Linked DNA regions of Mus musculus: region 1 is linked to region 2. A link is a contact called in ENCODE Hi-C data. All regions are on one chromosome and are shown on one strand. The core of a region is the stretch at or near the end of the contact, and the rest is flanking DNA. Distances in the headings are between cores, read along the strand shown. Region 1 holds the start of Pde3a (phosphodiesterase 3A, cGMP inhibited). Region 2 overlaps Gm30524 (a long non-coding RNA gene).

Region 1 (3,065 bases), core at 537-3,036, 210 kb before region 2:
ACAGGAGTGCGAGTCCAGCCTCTGACCATCCAGGATGCCTGCCTGGCTACTGAAACTTCCTTACTAGTTTTTGTAACTGTTTACCTGGCACTTGATAAGAAAAAAAAATTATTATCTCTTTAAAGACACAGAAATATAGAAGACGCACGTGCTGAAAGCCACTTGCAATAAATAAATAACTTCCAAAAATTCAGGGAGGGCAGAAATGCTTCAAGAAACGCAGGGACTCAAAAACCAGGTGTAGGAGATTTGAAAACAGGGCCCAGCTGTGGAAGTCTGGGTAAGGCCACTCTGTTTTTTACTTTTTCCTGTTTTCTGTTGTTCTGGCTGTAAACTACTCCAAGGGACAGAGAACGGGCAAAAAAGAAAAAGAAAAAAGAAATCTTTCTTAGTACAGTGTAAAGTTTTACTGTTTGGCAGGCTGGCTTCCCGGCCGCTTGCGCCCCACTCCCTGCACTTTGACTGTTTCAAGTTTCCCAGGAGCAACCCCAAAGGCGCAGCCCCAGCTTACCTGCTCCCTGGGTATGCAGGGCAGGGAGGTCCTCCGGTGAGACTTGCCACTGCAGCCGGACATCTCGCCGGCCACCACCGAGCTGGACCGCCTCCTCCTCTTCCACCCCGGAATCTCTTCCTTGGTCCTCGCGCTCAACTGGGACCCAAACCGCTCCCTGGGCGGAGCCGGCCCGGAGCACTGCGGCAGGATCTGCTCGGCGTACCTGGCCAGCAGCAGCCCAAGCACGGCCGCCAAGTATGCCAGGTAAGGTCTCCAGGCGACCTTGAACCTCTCCAGAGAAACCAGGGCCACCGTCCTAAGCACGCTAGTCCAGGCGACCATGAGGACGCCCAGCCTCAGCCTCAGCACCAGCCATGTCGCGCCACCTAGGCAGCTGAGCAGGACCCCCGCGGCGGGCAGCGACAGCAGGCGACCGTCCCCCACGCCCAAGGAGAGCTGCACCAGCGCTTCCCCGGCGCAGCAGGCGGCCAACAGCGCGACGGCCAGAGGCAGGCGCACCCCGGCGCGCAGCAGGCACAAGCCCATCCAGAAGAAGGCGCACAGGAGACTGAAGAGCAGCGCGGCCGGCTGCAGCCAAGGGCTGAGCTGCGCGCCGCCCCCGGGAGCACCTCCCCGAGGGCCCGGGAAGACGCCCCCTCGGGCTCCTTCCTCCTCCTCCTCCTCGGCCGCCGCCTCCTGACTCTTCTCCAGCTCGCCTCCGACCTCCCCGCCGACCAGCCTCACCAGCAGCGCCAGCAGCACGGACAGGGAGCCCGCGCACAGCGCCGAGGAGAGTTGAGGCGAGCGCCGGAGCGGCTGCAGCGCCAGGGCTCTCCAACAACAGCCGGAGCCCCGAGGGGATGGAGAGGACTCGCCACGATGGCGGTGGTTCCCTCTTGCCACACGGGCGGGACTCGCCCCTCCGAGGCCCGGCTTGGCTAGGTCTTGGGCGGCCTCGCCCCGCACTGCCATGCTCTGCGGACAACCCCCACCCGTCCCACTCGCGCGTCCGCGCTCTTCTCGAGCCCACTCTCGGAATCACTTCTTCCGGATCTACGCGAAGTTTCAGCCTTGCAGAGAACTCAAGAGTGCGAGCTGAAGACTTCAAGTTGGCAGCTAGCAGGATCAGCCTTGGAATTTTCAACCCCCACTCCTCTCCTTTTCTCTTTCTCTCTCTCTCTCTCCCTCTCCCTCTCCCTCTCTCCTTTCCTTTCTCTCTTAAAAGTCCTCCGCTCCACCCTCAGCCAGAGTTTATACCCTGCGGGGTCTCTTCCTACTTCGGGATTTTAACACTTGCTCAACTCACTGAGTGCTCAGGGACCGCTGATGCTGAGGCAGGCTGGGGCACTGGGCGAGCTCAGGCCATCCTTGGGCGTTCAGGGACGGTAGGTGTCTGACCTCCCCTTCCCCCTTCCCTCACTCCCCCCCCCCCCGCAGCATATTCTCTTATTCATTCTCTCTCTCTCTCTCTCTCTCTCTCTCTCTCTCTCTCTCTCTCTCTCTCTCTCTCTCTCCCCTCTCTCTCCCTCCCTCCCTCCCTCCCCCTCCGTCTCCCCACTCCCTCCGACTCTTCCCTCTCCCTCCTCCCCTTTTTCCCCCTCCCCCTTTCTTTCTTTACCTCTCCCAATTTTCCTCTTTATCTCTCCTCTCTCTCGCCCGCTTGCTCTCCTTGGCGGACCTCACCCCACCCCCACCCCGAGCTTGGGCGATGCCCCAGGATGCAGACCCCTTGTTTTGCAGAGGTAGGAAGCAGAGCCTTCCAGCCTCTCTACCCAGTTCATGACAAAAAGTAGGATGAAAGGGAAGAAGGAAGGAAGGAAGGAAGGAGAGAGAGAGAGAGAGAGAGAGAGAGAGAGAGAGAGAGAGAGAGAGAGAGAGAGAGAGAGAGAAGAGAGGGGGAGGGAGGAAAGGAAGGAAGGAAGGAAGGAAGGAAGGAAGGAAGGAAGGGAGAGAGGAAGGAAGGAGAGAGAGAAGAACTGAGACCTATTGCAGAAGTTGCTAAGTTTCACCCAAGAACACAGTGTGAGGAGAGGCTGCAGTATCAGAGAGGAGGAGGGAGATCCGTGAGCTGGTGAGTAACCGGTAGGAACAGGAAGAAAGTGAGGCCCTTTTCTTGTTTTTCTTTAAATAATCATCTTTCCTTTTGATGCATGGTGGCTGCTGTTTTTGCAAGGGAGAAAACAGTGGAACTGAGTGCTTAAAACTCCAAGAGAGGCCTCTGCAGGGGCCACAGTTCTGCCTCTTGCTGGGTTTTAAGGGAACTCCCTAGGAACTCCCTAGGCTCAAGCATGGCAGTTATTGCTCAGGGCTGGACTACTCCATTTCTAGAGATGGGTCCTACCAGCTAAAGAGAGGGGGTGGGTGGGGGTGGTCCTGGCAGCCCTGATGCTGGGATTTGTGGATGGCTCTGAGGGATGAAAGCTTGCATGCTAGCTCATGTTCTTGAAAAATGGCACTTCTGTCTGAGCTTTTAACCAGGAGAAGATCCTGGGCATGAGAGTGTGCCCTCCCTCAGGATAGCTGGAAACCCATCTCAAAGGCTCATTCACACTCTGCTCCAGGTGGAAGGTCT
Region 2 (3,051 bases), core at 72-2,571:
TGACAGGAGACTGGGGACATGAGGGAGGAGGAAAAGGATGATCAGTGGGGACTGAGTTAGATAGGAATCAGACACTCTGGTATTGCACGTCAGGCAACCACATAGAGACACAATGTACCATACTCTCAAAACCTATGAGAGAGACTTTGAATGTGTCCCAAGAAATGACAAGCATTTGAGGGCACAAATGTGTTTACTTATTCAATGAACACACAATGTACACCTACCCCAGTGTGTCCAATAAGAATGTGTAATTTTTTTAAGATTTTGTTTCAGTTAAAAGTCTAGCTAAAATTTTAAAGTGCTAAGTAAATTTCTTAACAAAACAAAAACAAAACAAAACTGGTAGTTTTTGTTTGTTTGTTTGTTTGTTCATTCGTTTGTGTTCTGCCTAAGTACTTACAGATGTCAGAGCTTATCTGTGCACATCTGAGGACAACACATATGTAAACAGTATTTTCATACAGTTAAGTTACCAGCATTAGCCCTCTTTATCTCATTTGCAAATACATCTTCATGATTTTCACAGTGTTTTTTCAGTGTCTTAGAAAGTTGCCGAGACGTGCCTTAAACTCAATATGTATGTAAGCCCAAGCTAAATTTAACCTCTTAACAATCCTCCTGCCTCTGCCTCCTGGGTGCTTGAATTGCAGGCATGAGGAAACACCTCTGGTCATTACATTTCAAATTTTAGTTACAATTATTTACTTACTCTGCGAATGTGTGCACACATGTGTACCACAGTATGCATGTGGTGGTCAGAGAACAACCCTTAGTAGTCAGTTTTATATTTTCTTTCATCACATGGTTCCCAGAGAACAAACTCAGGTCATCTAGCTTGGCAGCAAGGGTCTACTCTCCCAGCCATTTTGCTGGGCTGTGATGCTTTTGGAAACCCCATGCCAGCTGTGACTTCACAGTCAGTTACAACACGAAGGGCAGGGAGGGAGAGTTATACCCACCTCTGTGGTGCGCAGGCTGAAGTCAGACGAATAAGAGGGATTTATCGATGGCGCCAGAGGACACAGTGGGAGCTTGAATGTGCTCTAGGAAGTTGTGAAATCTTTTCTCTCTAGATGCTTCGTGATGAAAATACTGCTTGCCTTTAGGCAACGAAAGAAAAAAATACATATTTATTACACTGTCTTAGCGCTAACGTCCCAGCCATCCCTAAAATGAAGGGAAAGGGGCTGCTGTTGACCGAAGAGGCATGTTTATCTCTGACTCACTCACATTATTGGCTCCAGGCAGAGAGCAGATGTAGGTCATCAGGAGGCAACCGTGGCGTTTTGGCTGGTCTGCCGAACTCCAGACTCTATCGTCTATAGTTTGCACAAGCAGCTGTGTGGTAACTGTTAGCATTTACTCCTTCAAAACAAAAGGAGTGCATCCAGCAGGAAGAATAGGATACAAAGGTTTACACCCTGTTTTCACCATGTTAAATGTAACACATGTCTAGCGAAAATCTGTCTCTCCCAGAAGCAACTCTACTGAGGACATTCCCAGAGTAGGTCAGTGGAAGCTAAAACCTGCCTCCCCCACCCACACCCCATTTCCCCGCCCAGTATGGCCAAATTTCTGGAATTTGGATTCCCTGGCTGTGAATAATGAACTTCTGTTGTTTTGTTTTTGTTTTCCAAGAGAGAATTAATCTAAAAGTATAATTTTTTTTTCCTGGCAATGCTCTCCTCACTCTCTGGCTGTCCTCAGATAAGCTGCATAGCTGTACTGATAAGATACAGATTGCTCAGCTACTGATGTGGGTGTGGGTGACAGCGGAAAACCAGACCAGAAAACCGAACAGTGCAGGCTCCAGGCCATCCTCCTTCCCTACAAACAGTGATTGTATCCAATGCCCAGCCAGCATCAGAGGAAAACACACTGAAGGAGGACAGACGCCTGGATGTCCGTGACTAAACTCCCATTCAGCCCTGTGACACCCATCAGAAGTTAACAGAGCTTGGGTCCAGTGAGACGGATGGATCAGTGGGTGTTAGCTACCAAGACTGATGGCCTGAGTTCAACTCACATGGCAAAATGAGAGAACTGACTCCTGTAACACGTACTGTGGCACCTCGTGTGTGTGTGTGTGTGTGTGTGTGTGTGTGTGTGTGTGTGTGTGTGTGTGAAAATAAGTAGATGTAAAATTAAAAAATATTGAGCTTATCTTGCCAAAAGCAATCTACAGATTCAATGCAAACCCCATCAAAATTCCAACTCAATTCTTCAACGAATTAGAAAGAGCAATCTGCGAATTCATCTGGAATAACAAAAAACCTAGGATAGCAAAAACTCTTCTCAAGGATAAAAGTACCTCTGGTGGAATCACCATGCCTGGCCTAAAGCTTTACTACAGAGCAATTGTTATAAAAACTGCATGGTACTGGTATAGAGACAGACAAGTAGACCAATGGAATAGAATTGAAGACCCAGAAATGAACCCACACACCTATGGTCACTTGATCTTCGACAAGTGAGCTAAAACCATTCAGTGGAAGAAAGACAGCATTTTCAACAAATGGTGCTGGCACAACTGGTTGTTATCATGTAGAAGAATGAGAATTGATCCATTCCTATCTACTTGTACTAAGGTCAAATCTAAGTGGATCAAGGAACTTCACATAAAACCAGAGACACTGAAACTTATAGAGGAGAAAGTGGGGAAAAGCCTCGAAGATATGGGCACAGGGGAAAAATTCCTGAATAGAACAGCAATGGCTTGTGCTGTAAATGGGACCTCATGAAACTGCAAAGCTTCTGCAAGGCAAAAGACACCGTCAATAAGACAAAAAGGCCACCAACAGATTGGGAAAGGATCTTTACCTGTCTTAAATCAGATAGGGGACTAATATCCAATATATATAAAGAACTCAAGAGGGTGGACTCCAGAAAATCAAATAACCCCCTTAAAAGATGGGGCTCCGAGCTAAACAAAGAATTCTCACCCGAGGAATACCGAATGGCTGAGAAGCACCTGAAAAAATGTTCAACATCCTTAATCATCAGAGAAATGCAAATCAAAACAGCCTTGAGATTACATCTCACACCAGT

Evidence for each region. Hi-C counts contacts between places; a loop is a spot of excess contacts on that map.
Region 1: a loop to region 2 is called in a map of heart, with 2.6 times the contacts of the local background. The contact joins the promoter of Pde3a here to the enhancer-like site in region 2. A Hi-C loop is called at or near these places in 1 of 37 maps with a recorded cell type or tissue (heart).

What each region holds. Positions count from the first base shown.
Region 1 is chr6:141,247,990-141,251,054 of GRCm38, reverse strand. It overlaps Pde3a (phosphodiesterase 3A, cGMP inhibited), which reads right to left and starts at 1,786. Exons shown (of 16, transcript NM_018779.2): 1 at 512-1,786. The coding sequence starts at 1,465. It overlaps Gm28523 (a long non-coding RNA gene), which reads left to right and starts at 400. Exons shown (of 2, transcript XR_378118.4): 1 at 400-1,878.
Region 2 is chr6:141,040,346-141,043,396 of GRCm38, reverse strand. It overlaps Gm30524 (a long non-coding RNA gene), which reads right to left. Exons shown (of 4, transcript XR_869563.2): 3 at 1,234-1,368; 4 at 1-1,103. Among named protein-coding and RNA genes, the nearest start is that of Gm30524, 86 kb to the right of the region's middle. Within about 2 kb of position 1,321, at least 1 of the 3 ENCODE cell types and tissues checked has a DNase peak (open chromatin) inside an H3K27ac peak, as active enhancers do; it is heart, where a contact is called at or near this core.